2 separate regions of the Homo sapiens genome follow, and region 1 is linked to region 2. Evidence: read pairs that join two places in POLR2A ChIA-PET (ENCODE). Cell type or tissue: A673. All regions are shown on one strand. Links, peaks and the distances in the headings refer to the core of each region. The heading gives the core; the rest is flanking DNA. Region 1 overlaps ATP8B1-AS1 (ATP8B1 antisense RNA 1). Region 2 has its middle 48 kb from the start of LINC01897.

Region 1 (11,060 bases), core at 2,562-6,561, 270 kb after region 2:
ATCCTAGCTACTTGGGAAGCTGAGGCAGGAGAATCACTTGAACCTGGGAGGTGGAGGTTGCAGCGGGCTGAGATTGTGACACTGCACTCCAGCCTGGGTGACAGCGAGACTCCGTCTCAAAAAACAAAACAAAAAAAGTAAGGGGTGAGAAGTGAGCAGATAGTCCTAGAAATACATGACGAATCGTTGGCAGAAAAATGAGCAAAGAGGAGTGAGTGAGGAAGTGAGTGGCAAACCTGGGGTTTGAGGCTGTGGGAGTCTGACGAGGCTGTGGGAGTCTGACCAGGCTGTGGGACAGACAGCTCTTGGACGCAAGGGAAGCTGTGACCCCACTAAGAAGGTTCTCTCTGCGTCGAGATGGGAGACTCTTTGGGAGGCAAAATTAGCAGCAGGTGATAGAAAAGTATCAGTCTTGGGGTGCTTGGGCTGGGAGGAGATGGGCAAATTATTAGCCTCTGCAATAGAAATGGCAGAAAAATTGAGCAGACCTGGGAGATCATCCCTAAAAAAATAAAGGTCACTTTTTCCTGCAATATACTACTGTATTTAAGTTGTTTGAGGGATAAATGTTTTTAATCAAAGAGCACCACCTAAAGGTTCTTAGTCATGTTCAGCACTAGAAACTGCTCAGTAACAACATCTGATGGGAATAAAATGATTCTTGAGAGACTTCAATGTGATAGCAAAATGTACCCTAATGGAATCTAAATATATTTTAACAATTGCTGCCTTCATGTGATGTGAATGAAACTTAGGAAAATTGTCAGCTTCTAAAAGTCCTGCTAGAAAGTTAGGGCTGCGCTACAACTTCTGGGGCATTTATAAAAATAAAAAGGCCTGTTAAAACACTGAAAACAACACAACGTAGATCTCAGGACAAAGTGGAGGTTGGGGCCCTTAAAAATAACCACTGTAATGCAATCATTTTCTTTCTGCTAAAAAATACAGTAAAGGCTGGGTGCAGTGGCTCATACCTGTAATCCCAGCACTTTGGGAGGCCCAGGCGGGCAGATCACCTGAGGCCGGGAGTTCAAGACCAGCCTGACCAACATGGAGAAATCCGTCTCTACTAAAAATAAAAATTAGCGGAGTGTGGTGGCGCACGTCTGTAATTCCAGCTACTGGGGAGGCTGAGGCAGGAGAATCGCTTGAACCCGGTGAGAGGTGACAGCGTGCTGGCAGCCCTCACAGCCCTCGATCGCTCTCGGCGCCTCCTCGGCCTTGGCGCCTACTCTGGCGGTGCTTGAGGAGCCCTTCAGCCCACCGCTGCACTGTGGGAGCCCCTTTCTGGGCTGGCCAAGGCCGGAGCCGGCTCCCTCAGCTTGCGGGAAGGTGTGGAGGGAGAGGCGTGGTCGGGAACCCGGGCTGCACGCGGTGCTTGCGGGCCAGCGTGAGTTCTGGGTAGGCGTGGGTGTCCGCGGGCCCCACGCTCCAGCAGCCAGTGGGCCCCGCCAGCCCGGGCAGTGAGGGGCTTAGCACCTGGGCCAGCAGCTGCTATGCTTGACTTCTCCCTGGGCCTTAGCTGCCTCCCCGCGGGGCAGGGCTCGGGACCTGCAGCCTGCCATGCCTGAGCCTCCCCCACACGGTGGGCTCCTGCGAGGCCCAAGCCTCCCTGACCAGCACCACCCCCTGCTCCACAGCGCCCAGTCCCATCGACCACCCAAGGGCTGAGGAGTGCAGGTGCAGGGTGCGGGACTGGCAGGCAGCTCCACCTGCGGCCCTGGTGCAGGATCCACTGGGTGAAGCCAGCTGGGCTCCTGAGTCTAGTGGGGACTTGGAGAACCTTTATGTCTAGCTAAGGGATTGTAAATACACCAATCAGCGCTCTGTATCTAGCTCAAGGTTTGTAAACACACCAATCAGCACCCTGTGTCTAGCTCAGGGTTTGTGAATGCACCAATCCACACTCTATCTGGCTACTCTGGTGGGGACTTGGAGAACCTTTATGTCTAGCTAACGGATTGTAAATACACCAATCGGCACCCTGTATCTAGCTTAAGGTTTGTAAACACACCAATCAGCACCCTGTGTCTAGCTCAGGGTTTGTGAATGCACCAATCGACACTCTATATCTAGCTACTCTGGTGGGGACTTGGAGAACCTTTGTGTAGACGCTCTGTATCTAGCTAATCTAGTGGGGATGTGGAGAACTTTTGTGTCTAGCTCAGGGATTGTAAACGCACCAATCAGCACCCTGTCAAAACAGACCAATCAGCTCTCTGTAAAATGGACCAATCAGCTCTCTGTAAAATGGACCAATCAGCAGGATGTGGGTGGGGCCAGATAAGAGAATAAAAGCAGGCTGCCCGAGCCAGCGGAGGCAATCCACTGGGGTCCCCTTCCACACTGTGGGAGCTTTGTTCTTTCATCTTTGCAATAAATCTTGTCACTGCTCACTCTTTGGGTCCACACTGCCTCTATGAGCTGTAACACTCACCGTGAAGGTCTGAAGCTTCACTCCTGAAGCTAGCGAGACCACAAACCCACCAGAAGGAACGAACAACTCCAGACGCGCCACGTTAACGGCTGTAACACTCACCGTGAAGGTCTGAAGCTTCACTCCTGAAGCTAGCGAGACCACGAACCCACCAGAAGGAACGAACAACTCCACACGCGCCACCTTCACGGCTGTAACACTCACCGTGAAGGTCTGAAGCTTCACTCCTGAAGCTAGCGAGACCACGAACCCACCGGAAGGAACGAACAACTGCAGACGCGCCACCTTAACGGCTGTAACACTCACCGTGAAGGTCTGAAGCTTCACTCCTGAAGCTAGCGAGACCACGAACCCACCGGAAGGAACGAACAACTCCACACGCGCCACCTTAACGGCTGTAACACTCACCGTGAAGGTCTGAAGCTTCACTCCTGAAGCTAGCGAGACCACGAACCCACCGGAAGGAACGAACAACTCCACACGCGCCACCTTAACGGCTGTAACACTCACCGTGAAGGTCTGAAGCTTCACTCCTGAAGCTAGCGAGACCACGAACCCACCGGAAGGAACGAACAACTCCACACGCGCCACCTTAACGGCTGTAACACTCACCGTGAAGGTCTGAAGCTTCACTCCTGAAGCTAGCGAGACCACGAACCCACCGGAAGGAACGAACAACTCCAGACGCGCCACCTTAACAGCTGTAACACTCACCACGAAGGTCTGCAGCTTCACTCCTGAAGCCAGCGAGACCATGAACCCACCAGAAGGAAGAAACTCCGAACGCATCTGAACATCAGAAGGAACAAACTCCGGACACGCCGCCTTTAAGAACTGTAACACTCACCGTGAGGGTGCGCAGCTTCATTCTTGAAGTCAGTGAGACCAAGAACCCACCAATTCCGGACGCACTGGGAGGCGGAGGTTGAAGTGAGCCGAGATCGCGCCATTGTACACCAGGATGGGCAACAAGAGTGAAACTCCATCTCACAGGAAAAAAACGAACAAACCAAAAAATAAAAACAGTAAAAATGATTTTCTTGATTAGATATTCCTCCGAACAAGAGATACAGTGGGTGGCTCACGCCTGTAATCCCAACACTTTGGGAGGCCGAGGCGGATCACCTGAGGTCAGGAGTTTGAGACCAGCCTGACCAATATGATGAAACCCCGTCACTACTAAAAATACAAAAATTAGCTGGGAATGGGGGCATGTGCCTGTAATCCCGGCTACTCGTGAGGCTAAGACAGGAGAATCGCTTGAACCTGGGAGGTGGAGGTTGCAGTGAGCCGAGATCACGCCACTGTACTGCAGCCTGGAAAATAAGAGAGAAACTCCATCTAAAAAAAAAAAAAAGATATAAATGGTCAATAAGCATATGAACAGATGCTCAACATCATTAGTCATCAGGGAAAGTCGTCAAAACTGAGGCCGGGCACCACCGTGTAATCCTGTAATCCCAGCACTATGGGAGGCTGAGGCAGGCGGATCACCGGAGGTCAGGAGTTGGAGACTAGACTGGCCAACATGGTGAAACCCCATCTCTACTAAAAATACAAAAATTAGCCATGCGTGGTGGCATGCACCTGTCATCCCAGCTACTCGGGAGGCTGAGGCAGGAGAATCATTTGAATCCAGGAGGCAGAGGTTGTGGTAAACTGAGATTGCATCACTGCACTCCAGCCTGGGTGACAAAGTGAGACTCTGTCTCAAAGAAAAAAAGAAAAAAAAATCACACTAGAAAGGGTTGATTCTTCCTACAATAACTTAAAAATGGCATATAATCCTCATAAAAATGCAAACAGTTTCCTGTAATGGGCTGATTCTAAAGTTCATATGGAAAAATTAATGTCAGAAAACTAAGCAATGAGGTGAGACCACTCCTACCAGATATTACGCCATATTATAATTTGAAAAACAGTTTCAGTAGTGTGGTTCTGATGCATGATTACACAGACATTCCATGGAACAGAACAGAAAAATCCAGAAATAGCCTCAAACACGTGAACATTTACTATATAAAGTGGCATCAAAGGTGGGTGGGGGGAAAGATGGACTGGTGTTGAGACAACAGGGAAACAAATTAGATATCATGCACTGTAGTAGAATAGGCTCCAAATAATGAAGAGATTTCAATGTAAAAGAAAAAAAAACTCATCAAAGTATTTGAAGAAAATCACGAGGAAATTCAAATACTGGAGTGGGGAAAGACTTTCTAATTAAGACTAAAAATCTAAAGCCTCAAAGGAAAGGCTAGTAATTTCAAATGCATAAATATTTTTAAAACCTCCATTATGGCAAAAAAAAAAAAAAGAAAAAGAAAAAAGGTATAAGCAAAGATGGCAAAATGGAGAAAAAGTGTGCGAGTCTTAGTTCAGGCTGCTATGACAAAATACCACAAACTGCGTGGTTTATATAAGCAACAGAAATTTTTTCTCACAGTTCTGGCAGAAGCTAGGAACTCTTAGGTCAAGGGGCTGACAGATTTGGTGCCTACTGAGGAAATGCTTTCTGGTTCACAAATGGTGCCTTCTGACTGTGTCTTTACGTGGTGGAAGGGGCCAACAAGCTCCTTCAGGACTATTTTATAAAGACATAATCCCTCCTGATTTAATCACCTCTGAATGTCTCCACCTCCTAGTATCACCTTGGAGGTTAGGATTTCAGCATATGAATTTTAAGGGGGCACAAACCTTCAGACCATAGCAGCCAAGGTTGTGAAAACAAAAAGTCAGAAAAAAGGAAATACAATGGGGCGGGGTGCGGTGGCTCATCCCTGTAATCCCAGCACTTTGGAAGGCCAGGGTGGGCGTATCACTTGAGGCCAGGAGTTTGAGACCAGCCAGGCCAACATGGTGAAACCCTGTCTCCATTAAAAATACAAAAATTAGCTGGGTGTATAACTATAGTGCCAGCTACGAGGGAGGCTGAGGCAGGAGAATCACTTGAACCTAGGAGGCGGAGGTTGCAGTGATTTGAGATTGCACCACTGCACTCCAGCCTGGGAAACAGAGCCAGACTCTGTCTCAAAAAAAGAAATACAGCTGGGCGCGGTGGCTCACGCCTGTAATCCCAGCACTTTGGGAGGCTGAGGCAGGCGGATCACGAGGTCAGGAAATCGAGACCATCCTGGCTAACACGGTGAAACCCTGTCAAGGTGTGGTGGCGGGTGCCTGTAGTCCCAGCTACTCGGGAGGCTGAGGCAGGAGAATCGCGTGAACCCGGAAGGCGGAGCTTGCAGTGAGCTGAGATTGCGCCACTACACTCCAGCCCAGGCAACAGAGCGAGACTCCATCTCAAAAAAAAAAAAAAAAAAAAGAAAGAAATACAAATGGCTCTTCAACACATGAAACAATGTTTAAACTTACCTGAAATAAAGAAGTGAAAATCAAAATGATTTTGATAGGCCATCTTCACCTATTAATTTGGCAAAAACAAGAAAGTTTGGTAATGCACTGTTAAGGCTATGGCAAAACAAGCCTTCTAATGTATTAATGAAAAGTATATAAATTATGAAACTCTAGGAAAGGATTTAGCCATAACCATTAATTTTTTTTTTTTGAGATGGAGTTTAGCTCTGTCACCTAGGCTGGAGTGCAGTGGCGCAGTCTCAGCTCACTGCAACCTCTGCCCCCCAGGTTCAAGCTATTCTCCTGCCTCAGCCTCCCGAGTAGCTGGGACTACAGGCGGGTGCCACCACACTCGGCTAATTTTTTGTATATTTTTTTAGTAGAGATGGGGTTTCACCGTGTTAGCCAGGATGGTCTCAATCTCCTGACCTTGTGATCCGCTCGCCTCAGCCTCCCAAAATGCTGGGATTACAGGCGTGAGCCACCGCACCTGGCCCTTGCCAGTAAAATGTTAAATGTATATTCCCTTTGACCTGGCAATCACACTTCTCAAATTCATCCTGCAGATATATTTGCCCACAAGGGAAATGACACGTACAGTGATTATACTGCAGCACTGTTTGTAATAGCAAAATATCAGCAGTAAGCTAGCAATCCATCAGTTTCACTACAGTTAAATGAAATAAGTTCCATCCCAACAAAAGGATACAATGAAACTATAATGGGAGCTAAGGGAGAAGAATGAAAGATCTCCATTCATTGTGGAGTGTGAAGAGCCAGGTGCAGAACTGTGTGTATGGGGACAACCTTTCATATAAAAAAGAAACAAGAGGAGGCAATTAAATTGATGTGTAGAGTCAATGCAATTCCAATTGAAATCCCATGAGATTCTTTTTTTGGTAAAAATTGATAAGCTGATTCTAAAATTCATCTGGAAATGCAAAGGACCTAAAATAGCCAAAATAACTCTGCAGAAGAAAAACAAAGTTGGAGGAAGAACACTACTTGATTTTGAAAGTTGTTACCAGCATGGGCTGAAGAACGACTAGTTAAGTACTATGCTGACTGCCTGGGGGACAGGATCGCTGGGACCTCAAGCCTCAGAGTCATGCGATTTACCCATGCAACAAAGCTGCACATATACCCTTTAGTCTATAATAAAAGTCAAAATTTTAAAAATAAAATAAATGTGAAATTAGGGCCAAAAAAGAGAAAATTGTTATAAAGCTATAGCAATCAAAACAGCATAGTATTGGCTTAAAGAGGGCAGATAGATCAATGGAACCTAATAGAGTCCATAAATAAATCCATACATCAATGGACAACTGATATTGAACAAGGTTACAAAAGCGATGAGGTAGAGAAAGGATGGCCATCTCAATAAATGGTGCCGGGACATTTGATATCCACATGCGAAAAAATGAACTTGGATCCCTACCTGGAACCCCGTACCTTGTCCTCACAAAAGATCTGAACAGATACTTCAACAGAGAAGATACAGGTAAAGCAAAAATGCACATGAGAAGATGCTCAACATCATTAGTCACTAGGGAAATACATGAGAAAACTTTTTGGTAGGCCAGGCGCGGTGGCTCACGCCTGTAATCCTAGCACTTTGGGAGGCTGAGGCCGGTGGATCACGAGGTCAGGAGATCGAGACCATCTGGCTAACACGATGAAACCCCGTCTCTACTAAAAATACAAAAAATTAGCCGAGCATGGTGGTGGGTGCCTGTAGTCCTAGCTAATCGGGAGGCTGAGGCAGGAGAATGGCATGAACCTGGGAAGCGGAGCTTGCAGTGAGCCAAGATCAGGCCACTGCACTCCAGCCTGGGCAACAGAGCAAGACTCTGTCTCAAAAAAAAAAAAGAAAACTTTTTGGGGTGATGGATTTTTTCCCTAACCCCAATTGTGGTGATGGTTTCACAGGTATACACATATGTTAAAACATATCAAATTGCACATTTTAAATGTGTACACTTTGTCATATATATTTTTTTCCTTTTGAGATGCGGTCTCTGTTGCCCAGGCTGGAGTGCAGGGGCACAATCTTGGCTCACTGCAACCTCTGCCTCCCAGGTTCAAGAGATTCTCCTGCCTCAGCCTCCTGAGTAGCTAGGATTACAGGCATGCGCCACCATGCCCAGCTAATTTTCGTATTTTCAGTAGAGATGGGGTTTTACCGTGTTGGCCAGGCTGGTCTTGAACTCCTGACCTTAGGCGATCTGCCCACCTCAGCCTTCCAAAGTGCTGGGATTACAGGCATGAGCCACAGTGCCCAGGCTGTTGTATATTATTTATGCCTAAAAAAAAAAAAAAAGGCCGTTTTAAGGGAAGGAATAAAGGAGGTAGATTTAGAGGAATATAGTCATATTTTCAACAAGAATCTCTAGATATAAAAGAGACTAGTAGGGCAGGCGCGGTGGCTCACGCCTGTAATCCCAGTACTTTGGGAGGCTGAGGCGGGTGGATCACGAGGTCAGGAGTTCGAGACCAGCCTGGCCAACATGGTGAAACCCCGTCTCTACTAAAAATATAAAAATTAGCCGGACGTGGTGGCAGATGCCTGCAATCCCAGCTACTCGGGAGGCTGAGGCAGAGAATCACTTGAACCCGGGAGGCAGAGGTTGCAGTGAGCCGAGATCACGCCACTGCACTCCAGCCTGGGTGACACAGTGAGGCTCCGTCTCAAAAAAAAAAAAAAAGAGACTACAGTTGTTATGAGGAGTGAGACTTTTAAATATTGAATTATCTTTTCATACTTTAAAAATATTGAACCATATGAATACATTTTCTATTTCAAAAATTAAACAATAAAAAATAGAAATGATTTTTAGGCCAAAGGGAGTAATCTGAGTTAATATTTTTCCTGCTTAAGTCACAAAGACTCCCAAACTGAAACTCGCCCAAGCCCACAAGCTTCTCCCTAGAGCAGCAACCCCAGCTCTTCACATTGTCCTCTTGGGTGACTGGCAGTGCCCAGAGATGGGGACTTCCTGTTCATGGCTATAGACAGAGTGGTGTGTTTTGTTAGGCCATTTATATGCAGACACATATTCTTTGCGCTCAGAAGAGTCTGGATAACATCTTAAAGTCGTGTCAAAACAGTGGAAAGCACCAATGGAATTTGAAAGAATGTTTTCAGAGTCAAAGACCAGTATGGATTTACCACTATATTGTCCAATTAATGATCAGCTAAGATGACCTCAGCAATAAGATGCATAGAAAGAAATAACTCTCATAGTTTTAAAATTATCAGGAATTTTGCTTCAAAACCTGAATCAAATAGCATGTATTTGTATTAACAAATAGTAATTTGTATTAATCAAATAGTAATGTATTAACAATATGAGAAAGGAAAATTTTAACATGGAGAGAAATTTAAACTTCCTGATCTAGGATGGTGGTTAAAATCCAAGGTGCTGGCCTGGCGCGGTGGCTCACGCCTGTAATCCCAGCACGCTGAGAGGCTGAGGTGGGTGGATCATTTGAGGTCAGGAGTTGGAGACCAGCCTGATCAACATGGTGAAACCCTGTCTCTACTAAAAGTACAAAAATATTACCCAGGCATGGTGGCGCATGCCTGTAGTCCCAGCTACGGGGAGGCTGAGGCAGGAGAATCGCTTGAACCCAGGAGGCGGAGGTTGCAGTGAGCCAAAATCACATCACTGCCCTCCAGCCTGGGGGACAGAGCAAGACTCCGTCAAAAAAAAAAAAAAAAAAAAAAAAAAAAAAAAAATCCAAGGTGCTCTGGCCAAGTTTAAGACATAGATTGTCTCACTCCAGATAACCGGTTTAGGATTTCCAGTTGGAAAGATGTCAATATTCCTTTGGCCCCTGATGCTGTGAGACTGTTGCAATTATTCTGGAAGGCTGTTGTAAGCCCTGAAATGTCTCCTTGTTTCTTTTCCATAAGAGGATTAAAGATATTGGATCTGGCTTGTGAAGTGAATGTGGGAGGGTTTTTTAGTCTAGCATTTCTCATCAGGAATCAATTCTCCCAGTTGACAAGAATCAACCTTTAGAATAGAGGTTGATTTGCCCACTGGGAGTCATCTTGCAGTTTCATTATAAAATGGTTCTGCTGAGCCAAGCTGCATAATGAATAAACCAGTCTATGGAAATGCTATAGGAGGTTTTCTATTACCATCCATTTGGGGGTTCCCACCTACCTTCAGCTTCCTTATTTAAATTTTGTGTGAACAACATAAAAACTTTGTGTTCATTGAAGAGTTTAATAAAAACAACACAAAGGACTGTTTCTAAAGGAGCTTTGAAAGTTCAAGATTCTAGAAAACTTATATCAAGATTTTATCACTGCAAACATCTTGAGTAAATAGAAACTCAAAAGAGCTCTTTTATATTCACTGTATTTGTCAAAGACTGAGCTATTTTATAGGATTTTGTGGCTTGGGGTGAAAGTATTTTTATGACCTGTTCTAACAGAAAAAAAAAAAAACCCAAACCTGATTAAGATATCATCAGCTGAGCTTCTGAGACCCCCCGAGACCCCTTGGAGCCTCAACTCCGGCCGGGCATGGTGGCTCACGCCTGTAACCCCAGCACTTTGTGGGACCAATGCAGGCGGATCACTTGAGGTCAGGAGTTCAAGACCAGCCTGTCCAACATGGTGAAACCCCATCTCTACTAAAAATACAAAAATTAGCCAGACGTGGTGGCAGGCGCCTGTAATCCCAGGTACTTGGGAGGCTGAGACAGGAGAATTGCTTGAACCTGGGAGGTGGAGGGTGCAGTGAGCTGAGATCATGCCATTGCACCCCAGCCTGGGGGACAGAGAAAGACTTCATCTCAAAAAAAAAAAAAAAAGTCTCAATTCCTATAAACTGATACATGATCGTTCTTCAAACTAACCAAGCGGACTTCATTGCTTTTAGAGGACACAATTAATTCTCTCTGAAAGTTTCCCCACCTCTATAGAGAAAATGTTTTTCTCTCTTTGACTCTGTCTTCACCTTTCTGAACAGCTATCCCAAACCCCACATCGTACCCAGATCAATTCAGTGAAAAAGCTAGCCTGGGCTAAAGTTAATTGTACCTTTAAAAAGCAATAGGGCTGGGCGCAGTGGCTCACACCTGTAATCCTAACACTTTGAGAGGTTAAGGTGGGCATATCCCTTGAGCCCAGGAGTTCGAGACCAACCTGGGCAACAAGGCAAAACCCCCAAACCCCGTCTCTACAAAAAAAAAAAAAAAAAAAAATTAGCCAGGTGTGATGGTGTGTGCCTGAAGTCCCAGCTACTTTTGAGGCTGA
Region 2 (12,006 bases), core at 4,063-8,062:
GGAAGAGGCCCAGAACCTCCATTCTCCGGAATGATTCTGTGTGACTGATGGATCCAGTGATTACTCTCTGGGAGGCAATGCCACCAAAGGAAGGCAGGAGTTGCTGTACAGGTTCAGGGACCTGTGTGGGAAATAAATGTCCTACATTTGCATCTCAGTTCTAGCTCATTCTGTTCAGTCTCATCCGGAGTCCAGCTTCCAGGCTGGCCCTAGGCTCTACCATATCTTTCTTGCACAGAAACAAGCCCTTCTTGGTTGGCTCCAGGCTGTCTCTCCACGTGGGATTCAGGTTAAATTGAAACTGCAGGAAGCTCTCTGTTGTTTATTACCCGCTCAGCAGGCCAAGACACTTTGCTCTTCACTTTTCTGTGGCTTTTCTCTTAACCATCTCAGATATTTCAGATCCATATGACTGACCTGTCCCTGGACTTTTCTATTGTATGATTTTCCTTTTCTTGACTCACGCTTGCCTTTTTTACAGGAGGACACCAATCGGTTTCACACTTTGTTTCCCCAGGCTTCTACAGATTCATGTCTACTCATCTCTTTAACAAAGAAGGCTGACAACAAGGATCATATTCAAAATATTTGATAACTGCTCAGAGCGAAGTAAAATATAGACACCTGGCACAGAACCCAACCAGTCAGAACAGGCATCAGCTCTGATTAGCCAGTACAGCTGCACGCATCCCACCTGGTGTGGAAAGCTGACTAATGCCCTGTTGTCCTAGTCCCCAGAAGCTGTGAGTGTTACCTTATATAGCAAAGGGACTTTGCAGGTGTGATTAAGTTGAGCTGGAGATCAAGACATCATCCTGGATTATCCAAGTCTTAAATGTAATCATAAGTGTCCTTACAAGAGGAGGGCAGAGGGAGATTTGACCATATAAGACAGAAGACATACAACTATAGAAGCAAGATGCTTCATGGCCGCTTTGAATATGGAGGAAGGGGACCTGAGCCAAGGGATGTAGGTGGCATCTAGAAGTAAAAAAGGCAAGGAAATAGATTCTCCCTTAGAGCTTCCAGAAGGAACCAGCCCTACCAACACTTTGACTTTCATCCAATAAAACTAATTTCAAACTCTGACTTCCAGAACTGTGAGAGAATAAATTTGTGTTGTTTTAAGGCACTAAGTTTGTGGTAATTTCTAACAGCAGCCCCAGGAAACCAGTGCCTCTGGGAATATCAGAGTGGAGATGGTCAAGGGAGGGCTGGAGGCATGAGGAGAGTTGGCCATCACACACCCTGGCTGAGCTGAACTGTGGACCCCAGTGCAACATGGAGCCAGGGAGAGGCAGGCATAGAGAGTCTGAGATCTGCTGGGAAGACAAGGCAGGACAAGTGCAAGAGTAAGATGTAGCCAGAAAAGTACTTATGGCCAGAGTCAAAGCAAAACTGTAATCAAGTCCTATACATATCCTCTATGTCACTAAACAACACTTTAGAATGTCTAGGGCAAAACTCATGTGCTCAAGTTACTGCTGAGTGCAAAGGCTTGCCCCCACCTTGTTGGTAATGGGGAGTAAAGAAAAAAGTCTACTCTATTCCCCTCTAAGGGTCCTGTCCCCTTTTCATGGTGCATCCAGAAATCCTCTAGCACCTGTAGGGTCCTTCACTGGTACCATGTGAGCTGGCTTTGCACTCTCTGAAACGACTGTGTCTATTGGGTGCCTTGTGGGCTCTTCTGGGATTCCCACTGCTAAAAGCCACCCTGATGATCTTTTGCCTCTGGAAGATACTGGCCTAAGGATAGATATATAGATCAATGGAATAGGATTGAGAGTCCAGAAACAAATCTTTATATTTATGGTTAATTAATTTTTGACAAGGTCACAAAGACAATTCAATGGAGAAAGAAGAGTCTTTGCAACAAATGGTGCTAGGACAACTGCATAACCACATGCTAAAGAATGAATTTTCAACTCCATCTCACGCTGTATACAAAAATTAACACAAAATGGATCATAGACCTGTATGTAAAAGATAAAACTATAAAACACTTAGAAGAAAACATGAGCATAAATCTTCATGACCTTGGAGTAGCCAATGGTTTCTTAGATGTGATGCCTAAAGCACAAGCAACCAAAGAAAAATAGTTAAGTTGGACTCCTTCAAAATTAAAAATGTGTGTGCTTCAAAGAACACTACCAAGAAAGTGAAAGGACACCCCACAGAATGGAAGAAAATATTTGCACATTGTCTACTGACTAGGAATTTGTATCCAGAATATACATGGAATTCTTACAATTTAACAATTTTTAAAAAACAATTTAAAAATGAGCAAGGGATTTAAACAGACATTTCTTCTAAGAAGATATATAAATAGCCTGTAAGCACATGAAAAGATGCTCAGCATCATTAGTCATTAGAAAAATATAAATTAAACTCACAATTTTACACTCATGAGGATAGCTAAGATGAAAAAGACAGAAAATAAAAAGTATTGGTGAGGATGGGGATAAATTGTAACTCTTATACATTGCTAGTGGGAATGTAAATGGTGCAGCCATGGTGGAGAACAGCTGGGCAGTTCCTCAAATGACTTTCCCTCTTACTCCATGTTCCCACATGGGGGACAACCATCACTGTAATACTTCCGGTATCTTTCTCCATTCACTTCCCCCCAAGACACACACACACACAAATGAGACAGACAGACATGGGCTGGGGATGGAGGCTTCTTCCCTTCTGACCAGGGGCTTTGCCTCTCTTATCGTGGGAGTGAACCTGGCCTTGGAAGGAGATGAATTATAATGGAAAACGGAGAGGGAAAAAATACAGAAGACCACCCTATAGTGGCCTCCCCAGGCCTGTTTTCTATTTAGGCATTCACTTTCCTCCCAAGGGCCTCTGTGTCGTGGGGCCAAATTCTGTTCTTTGCTAAATGGCCTAGGATTTCCTCTTGGTATCACAGGCTTCAAAGTCTCCTGGTGCGTCACACTCAACTTCCTGTCCCCCGGCCAGATTTCTGTCCTGATAGCAGGGTGTTTCCTGGGCCCTCTCACTGCCTGCCTCCCTCAGCTTTGAGAGGCTGACTGGCCTGTGGACCATTTCCTCGACCTGTCCTTCCTCTCCAGTGTCTCTGAGCCCACCTTCTCACCTGGTCACAGTTCCTGCTTCCTGCCAGTGCCCTGAGTCTAGTGACTGCAGCCCCTCCTCTGGTCACTTCCTCCCACGAGGTTCTGCCTTGGAACCCCTGGTCCTGGCCTCTCCCTGTATCTCCCCACTCCCCTTCTCTGCAAAGCCCTGGCAGGAGGAACTAGGACAAAGGGACTAAATGGGAAGGGCTAAGAACTCTGGGAGACAAAAGGAACCTTTGTTTTCATCTGCTCTCTGCTTCTGGCCAGCCCCTTTGCAGAGCTGTGCCATCCACCGTCATGTTCACATTCACCCCCTGATCCACAGCACATGGCCTGGCCTTCCCTGCCATCTGTCCAGCAGCAGAACTGCCTGGCTGTGCTCATTGCAGACTGTAAATAAACCAGTAGTCTCCACTTCTAAGGGAAAACCAGAGCACAGAAATTATGTTAATTCCATTCCTAACCCATTTACATGCATATATTAATATGAATCATGTTACTGCTCCAGCTGTTTCATTATTACAAATACTCTTTGGTGATAAAACCATCAGGTACAAAAAACAAACAGCTCTCCTTCTAGCCTCCGCCCTTTCACAACTGCCAACTCAATCTTGCTTAACTCTACCAGAAAATCTGCTATAGCCATTAGGAATTTAAAGCCCCCCAATAATTTAGTTTCTTTCAAATGGATATTAACTGTCATGTTCCAAGGAAAATGTCAGAAACAACAGGCTATGGTAGCTGGTTGGTGCTGGAAGTTATTTTAGAAGAACTTGAATCCCAAGCACACAAGTTCATATGCTCACTAAGATCAATGCATGTCACACTCTAATGAGTGTTGGATCTTACATAATCGTTGAGCAGATGGGCTGTAGCCATGATTTTGTGCAAATGTAAATTATCCTCTAAATGAGATGTGCTTGAAAAAGATACACCAGGCTCAAATTTCCAAACACAGAAGGGAAAAAACAACTCACCAAAGCCCCATTATTTACTCAGCTGGTTTTGAATGCAAGTCTCCTAGCCAATGTTTTGAAAAATTTATCCCACAGTCTTAAGAAAAGGGAGAAGTCAAGGGCTCTGCACATTTCATCTTCCTTTCCCAGCCTCCAACAGCAAGGCATCTGCGGAGAGAGAGGAATTTCGCTATTTATTGTAAGGTACAGTCCAGGAAGGTTCACATTCTAATCCTTTTTTTTCTTTAATATATTTTAAATGGAGGTGTAATTAACACACAGTGAAACGTGTAGCCCTTAGATGTTTCAGACAAATAAACTTTGACAATTGTAAATGTCCATGTAACCAACACTCAAAACAAGATATAGAACATTTTCATCGTGCCAGAAAAGTTTCCATCCCTACCCTCAACCGGGAAACTGCTGATTTTCTTTCTGTTACTATAGAATCAGTTGTGTCTGTTTTAGAATTTCATGTATGTAGAAGCATACAGTAAGAACTCTTTTGCTTTTAGCTCCTTTCATTCAAATAATGTCTTTGAGATTCATTCAGCTTGTTGCATGTATTTATAGTTTGCTTTTTAAAAAAATTTGCTGAATATATTTCATTGTTCCATGAATGTATTCTATTACTGGAATTAGAATCCAATGATGGAATGTATTTTATTATTCCATTATTCCACTGAATAGACTAAAATGTGTTTATCCATTTACCTATATCTGGACATTTGGATTATTTCCAGTTGTTGGTGCTAATTCAATGGGGAAAGGAAAGTCTTTTTAACAATATTGCTGGAACAACTGGATATATGTGTGGAAAAAAATGAGCTCCAATCCCTATCTCACTCCATTTATCAAAGTTAATTCAAAATAGATCATACACCTAAATGTAATAACCACAGCCACAAAATTACTCAAATAAAGCATAATAACTTCATGACCTTGGGGTGGGCAGAGTCCTTGGACAGAACACAAAAAGCACTAACCATAAAAAAAATTGGATTTTATCAAAATGTAAAATTTCAGCTCATGAAAAGAGATGACAAACCACTGGCTGGGAAAAAAATGCTTGGAACACATATATTTCGCAAATGACTTGTATCTAAAATATATAAAGAATGCTTTTAGGCTTTAATTACATCTCAATTTTTAAAGAATGCATACATGCCAACAATAAAAAGACAAACAACCCAATTTAAAATGGCAGAAAAAAACCTCAACAGACACTTCACAAAGATGCACAAATGGCCAATAAATCCACAAGAAAATGCTCAAAATCTCTAATAGTCCAATTTTTACCAATTCTTGTTTAAAATTCATCTGGTCAGCTGTTCAAAGCGTTCCCATTTCCCCATCACACTGGAAGATATAAAATGCCATATAGAAGCAGATTTTGTTATGTGAAGACTTAGTTCTCCAGCCCCCTCAGATTGTGTGCTTTCTGCTTAGTAATTACAAGGCATTTTCTAGAATTGCTGAGGTGAACGTACCTGCAACTGCCAGAACCTATCTTTGTGTCATCTCGTGCTGCAAGAAGGAAAAACTCTGAGAGCTCGTAGCTTTGGGCCATGCGTGGGAAAAGAAGGGGGTGGCTTGTGGGCTGCAGGCACGGCAGGTCAGCCTAGAAGGGAGGGAAATTGTGTAGGGATTTTATCAGGACCTGCATACAATCCACCCTATCCAGTGAAGTTCAAGTTTAGCTTTTATAAGCAGAATAAAATCAGAATCTCCAAAGGGTTCAGTTTTCATCACTAACCATTTGAAAGAGAAAACATTAGCCTCCAGGCTTCTTTCAGGGGCTGGACTTTAGCCTTTCTAAAGAATAGCAACGTTTAGGCCGGGCGCGGTGGCTCACGCCTGTAATCCCAGCACTTTGGGAGGCTGAGGCGGGCGATCACGAGGTCAGGAGATCGAGACCATCCTGGCTAACACGGTGAAACCCCGTCTCTACTAAAAATACAAAAAATTAGCCGGGCTTGGTGGCGGGCGCCTGTAGTCCCAGCTACTTGGGAGGTTGAGCCAGGAGAATGGCGTGAACCCAGGAGGCGGAGCTTGCAGTGAGCCAAGATCACGCCACTGCACTCCAGCCTGGGCGACAGAGCAAGACTCCATCTCAAAAAAAAAAAAAAAAAAAAAAAAAAAAAAAAAAAAAAGGAGACTCTTTAAAAAAAAAAAAAAAGAATAGCAACATTTAGAATTTATCAATACAACTACTTGTGGGGCAGCCACTACATACACAACAGATGCTCTTGTAAGCACGGTGAAGGTATGACTGAGTGGTACACATCCTCAGGAAGCTTCAAAGACGCTAACCAGACTGTTGACTGTTTTTCAACCAGTTAGTCAACCGTCCATACCAGGTAGCTAAGAAGAAGGAGTTTTCATTGATGGCTGAAACTGAATAGTGACAAAAGTGTCCCTGGCCCAAGGCATTCAAAACATTAGAATTCTGCTATTGCTAGGCAGGTGTTTTATGTTACTCCCTGAATCTGGGAAACTAGCTGCTGAGATAAGTAACAAGCATTTTATCTGGATCTTGATTGGAATCAGATTTAGATTAAATTCAGGTGAAAACAGAGTCTCTGCCTTCTAACTACATTTTGAGAACTGCCGCTAAAGAGGAAGAAGAGACGTGCTAAGAAGGAGGCTCTTGGCAGTGGTGCTAAACTCCACAGAATTGAATTTAACAGGAGCACAACAACATCTAATTAAAGCTTATTTGGGTAGGAGGATCCCACATAAATAAATGTATCAGATAACTGATGTTTAATGAAAAGCATTTTTTAAAAAAAACTTACTAATATTTTTTATCTAACCCAATATACTAAAAATATCACTCCAACATGTAATCAGTGTGAAATTGATTAATGAGACATTTTACATTCTCTTTTTTTGTACCAAGCTTTTGGACTCTGGAGTGTATTTTACATGTGCAGCACCTCTCAAAGTGGCCTGAATTTCTAGAGTTCACTGCCCATATGTGGCTCATGGCCTGCTCCCATATTGGATGGTATAGGTGTAGGATCTCATGGCTCATGTTTGGCCTGTTGCTGCTCTTGCACATGTCAATTTTTCTCTCTCAAAAATTGCAGCTCCTCCTGTAATCCCAGTGCTTTGGGAGGCTGAGGCAGGAGGATCATTTGAGGCCAGGAGTTCGAGACCAATCTGGGCAACATAGCAAGACTCTGTCTCTACAAAAATTTTAAAAATTAATTGGGGGTGATGGTACACACCTGTAGTCACAGCTACTTGGGAGGCTGAGGTAGGAAGATTGCTTGAGCCCACAAGTTCGAGGCTGCAGTGTGCTTGAGCCCACAAGTTCGAGGCTGCAGTGAGCTATAATGATGCCATTGCACTCCAGCCTGGATGACGGAGCAAGACCAGTCTCTTAAAACAAAAACAAAAACAAAAACAAATATATATATATATGGTTCCCTAAGGGCAAAGCTGACATCTATTTCTGTTTAACATTATAACTTCCATCATGCCCTGCCTAAAACAGCTGCCTATCAGATACTAGCCAATTAAAGTTAATTGAGTAAGAACTTGTGGATTCATCAGCTGTCTCCTGAATTTTCCCTCAGAATGCTGATACTCCTTAAACTGCCAATTTGTGACTTAAATATTTTTCTCTGCTTGGTTATCTTGGTTATATGCTGAGCTGCATTTTCTGCATTTTATTTGCTTTAGAGAAAGTTTCTGTTTTTCCTGTAAGTCAGAGATGAGTGTGCCACCCCACACCTCCTCCCTATATCCATGGGCTGCTTCCTAGGGACTGTCCTTCCCCCCATGGGAGGCCAGTGGACCAGGAGAGATGCCAGCTGTGTTTCCCACACTTGCCAGATAGAATCCCCCAGAGTGCCTGTTAGGATCACAGGTAAAAGTCAAAAAATGTTTAACCTGGTTCATCATTTCAGTTGGAAAAACTTTCCAAGATAAAATAGTGTGTTAAGTCTGCAAAGTATTTTACCATTTACAAAATATACGTGAGCTTTATTGCCTTTGCTACTTAAAACAACAACCTCAAGAGGTCTGTAGGGTAAATGTCAGGCACCTGTTTGTCGTATGAGGCACCGAGACTGGGTGGCGCAGGGGAACTGCCTGAAGTCCCATGGCTGGGAGCTGGTAGATAGAATTTCTGAACACAAGTCTTCAATTCCCAGTGTTTCCCACCTGTTGAAGACCCAGCTGTTTGTAGTTAGATATTGTTTCCATGAAATACTCGAATTATGTTGGCTTCGATCCTGACTTGCTAATTGTCAGGGATTGGTGCCCTTCAGTGTATCCTCTAAAGAGTTCTGTGAGCGCCATGATGCCGTTGCCCACATGCCCAGGTCCCCCTCAGCCTGCATTTTGACTGCGACCCCACTGCACCCTTTGCCGCCCATGGCCATTGAGCACTCTCTGCTCCGTTGGGCACCTCTGCCCTCTGCCCTCTGCTGGTGACCCCTGCTCATAGCAACTCTCTTGCCATCTTTTGTGCTCCCTTCCAGACCTGCCTTCCCCATTCTCCCCAAAGCATCTCAGGGACCAGGCAGTTACTTGCAGCCAAACTTCCTTGATATATTGTTCAGGGGACAGAAAAAAGAAAATACAACCCAAAGAACAGCTGATACTTCCAAATAGATGTGGCTCTGAGCTTCCAGCCTTGACCCAGCCTTGACCCAGCCCCAGAGTTCCTCACCATGTTTGGCTCTTAACTGTCTTCCCGATGTCAGGGCTAGCCCCACATTACCATACACTGCCATTGGTCCGAGAAAAACGGACTTGAGTCCCTTTCCCCGCTGCCTTCTCCAGTCTGAAATTCACCTTTCAAGTTTTCATTTACTGACCTAGAATCAGGTTAGTAGGATTATCAGCAGGGATGGTCTCTTTTCTCAGGGGAGTTCCTCCTCCCCAAGCTTGCATTATGGCCTTGAGTGGGACAAATGAAATGGCACCAGAAAGTAGCCACCCAACATCCCTGTGTTCTGGGGCACTCAGACTTAAATGACTGCCTCTAAGATTGTCCTCTTCCTTCGCACAGGCTTTCCTTTAGTGTGAGGTCAAGTTCAAGTCTGCAGAGGCCTCCTGTTCCCACGGAAATACAGATCTAGGTCTCCAGCTTGTTGGAGAACATACCCAACTCCCTAGAACAGGCAATATCTTAAGGACACAGAGCAATGTCACTCCCTGCTGAGAAAGTACAGATCTCTTCTAATAACAAATGTCTGCCAAAAGAGACACTGAATTTGCAAAACCAAGAAAAAGCTTAACTCCTCAGACTAAGAAATCTGTAAGAGGACCACTTTGCCAAATTCAGGTTTTCTCTCCACAGAGGTCTATGCACCCCAGCTCCACCTTTGCTTTCCCCCAGAGAGAGGCTTTCCCTGACAAAGGGACAGAAGGGGACAGCCTGCCTCAATGAGAAATTTCATATTCCCCTCTTAGGAAGTGATTCTCTTAGGAGGCAGTTTCTGCTGCCAACTTTAACATGCTGCTTTTACCAACTATTAAACCCACCCAGGCTTTCAAAAACAGACGCAGTTCTAGTAAGGGCAGTCTGTGATAGCCAGTGCTGAGGAAGTCGAGTGCTCTGCCCATCCTCCTGTGAGTTCTTACACAGTGTAGAGAGAACAGAACTTCGCCTCCGCTGGGTGACTCAGGCACCCGAACACCAATTAACTGCACTGTTCTGCTAATACAATGACGCCTCCAGGGAAACTGGGCTGGGCAGGTCAGTTTACCCTGGTATTAAAGGGCCCCAGACAACTCTTCGCTGAGTTCTGTCTCCTGCTTTATAGGTGTCTTAGTCTGTGTTGTTATAATAGAATACCAAAGACTCGGTAATTTATAAAGAACAAAGATTTATCTCTTACATTCTGGAGGCTGGGAAGTCCCAGGTCAAGGTGGCTACAATCTAGTGAGGGCCTTACTGGTCATCCCATGGTGGAAGGTGGAAGGACAATAGAGTACATGTGAGAAAGAGAAAGGGGAAGGATGCCAAATTCATCCTTTTTTATCAGGAACCCACTCTTGCGATAACTAACCCTCTCCCACCCTAACGACATTAATCCATTTATAAGGGCAGAGCCTCATGACCTAATCACCTCTTAAAGGTGATTAACACCACCCACCTCTCAAAACTAGCATTGGGGATTCAGTTGCCAACACATGAATTTAGGGGGACACATTCAACCATAGAAGTAGGATTTGCATTTCTTACTTGTCTTTCAGGCTGTCACATTTGTCCTTCCTGCTATTGTTGGTGACTCTGCTCCACAGAGAACCATCTTCTCTTCTCATCCCTGTTGTGAGCTGAGAATCTTGACATCCAAACTTCATAGAACTGCTTCTGCGTGAACAGCATACGCATTTTGAGTGAGGACCTCAGGGTCTTCCATCTGAGTAAATAACATCAAATTTAGTTTCTTAATTGTTTCTTCTTTTTTCAATTCTGTTGCTGATATTCATTCATCCGTCTATTCATTCAACTTATGTGTTAGGTCCTAGAGCCATGGTTCTTAACCTTGGCTACACATTGGAGTCAGCTGGGGAGCCTTAAAGACTTCCCAACACCAGGCTTCCATCGCTGGAAGATTCTGATATAAATGGTCCTGGGTATGTCTTGGGTATTGGGAGTTTCAGAAGCTTCCCAGGTGATTCTAATGTGCAGCCAGGGTTGAGAACTCCAGGTCCAAAGGCTAAGGGACTTCTTCATGGTTTGTTAATAGCATGTGGGAACCCATCAGCTCCCTTCTCTATAACATCTGACAGCTATTTCCACTGTTAGGAGTCTTTGGAGCTTTGTCTTATCTATATTTTTTGCTCCTTGGAATATTTGAGTCTTTAGGGATGCTTTTCCGGACCTTTCTTTCTCGAATAATGTATAGAATATGTGATTAGAAAGATTAAACTCTTGGGCCAGAGTCTGACATGGTTGCAGATAATAAGCTTTTATTGGTCATTGACTTGGGATCAAATCTTGGTATTTAAGAAATCTGAGCTTCTTCCTATAACAGAATTTTATCTTGAGCTATAGAAGGCACACTCTGTCTCCAAACATCACGGCTTCCTTCCTCATCTTCCAGACTTGAAACTCAGGATTCTTTTTCAGCATAGAGGTCTGATCCAAAAGGCCAAAGAGTTGTTCCAGCTTTCCTAATCACTTCCTGTGTGACCTTGAGTAAGTTGCTTAATCACTCTGGGCTCTAGATGCCTCATTTTAAAGTTTTCAGTAATGCATGTCATAAACTTAATTTTATTATCAAGGGGTTGTTGTGATCATCAAGGATTATAAATGCATGCTTTTTTTTGTAAAGAAAGAAATTCAGCAGTATTATTACAAAGTAAAATACCTACTGTGAATTGGTGTTAACCATTCACTTCTTCCTTTCTTTTCCACAAGTTTAACTCTAGTTTAGGGTTTTAAAACTTTATACAGAGATTATTGAAAGTAATTTCTGAGACTCATATAAAGCACAAATAATATACTATTTTAATCTGGGGTGGGGTTTATTTTGTATTAAATCTATTTAGGGTTAGAATCGGGAATGTGTGAAAAGAAACAAAGTTGAGTGATGCAAAGTCCAGCCTTCCGAATGGAAGACAGAGTTTCGGGAGTTGCTTGGGAGCTGGACAGCCCTTCCCTCTTCTGCCTGCTACATACAAGCAAAAATATACCCAGCAAGTGGGCAGGGCACTTCCCAAGGCTAATTTACCGGAGCTGTTTTGTAATGCAATTCAGGTTACTGACTCTCTATTAGCAACATGTTGTCCCACTGTTGTGCCTGCAGGAAGGACATCTCTTGCAGGCCAGGGGAAGTTAATGGCAGAGATTAACCCTCATGGTGCCAGAGGACCAGTTTATTTTCAGATGTCCAAGGCTGACAAAGGAAAATCAGAAAGAGAAAAGAAAAGTGAGCTGTCACTTTGAGTCAAGACCATCCTAATTTCTTTTCTCCATGCCTCCATCCTCAGGGCTCAGG

The links. Peaks named below come from ENCODE experiments on the same cell type or tissue, not always from the same donor. Only the 100,000 strongest peaks of a DNase experiment are listed, where the experiment ranks them.
Region 1: POLR2A ChIA-PET joins it to region 2 with 6 read pairs; 2 of 35 experiments call an interaction of 5 or more read pairs at or near these places.

The regions. Positions count from the first base shown.
Region 1 is chr18:57,634,277-57,645,336 of GRCh38, reverse strand. ATP8B1-AS1 (ATP8B1 antisense RNA 1) reads right to left here. Exons shown (of 3, transcript NR_164148.1): 2 at 3,285-3,778. Among named protein-coding and RNA genes, the nearest start is that of ATP8B1-AS1, 9.5 kb to the right of the region's middle. RefSeq lists enhancers at 819-1,329, 1,330-1,841. In A673, for the core only: no CTCF peak of the experiment used is centred there; no DNase peak of the experiment used is centred there; H3K27ac peaks cover 1,189 bases.
Region 2 is chr18:57,907,469-57,919,474 of GRCh38, reverse strand. No RefSeq gene overlaps it. Among named protein-coding and RNA genes, the nearest start is that of LINC01897, 48 kb to the left of the region's middle. In A673, for the core only: no CTCF peak of the experiment used is centred there; no DNase peak of the experiment used is centred there.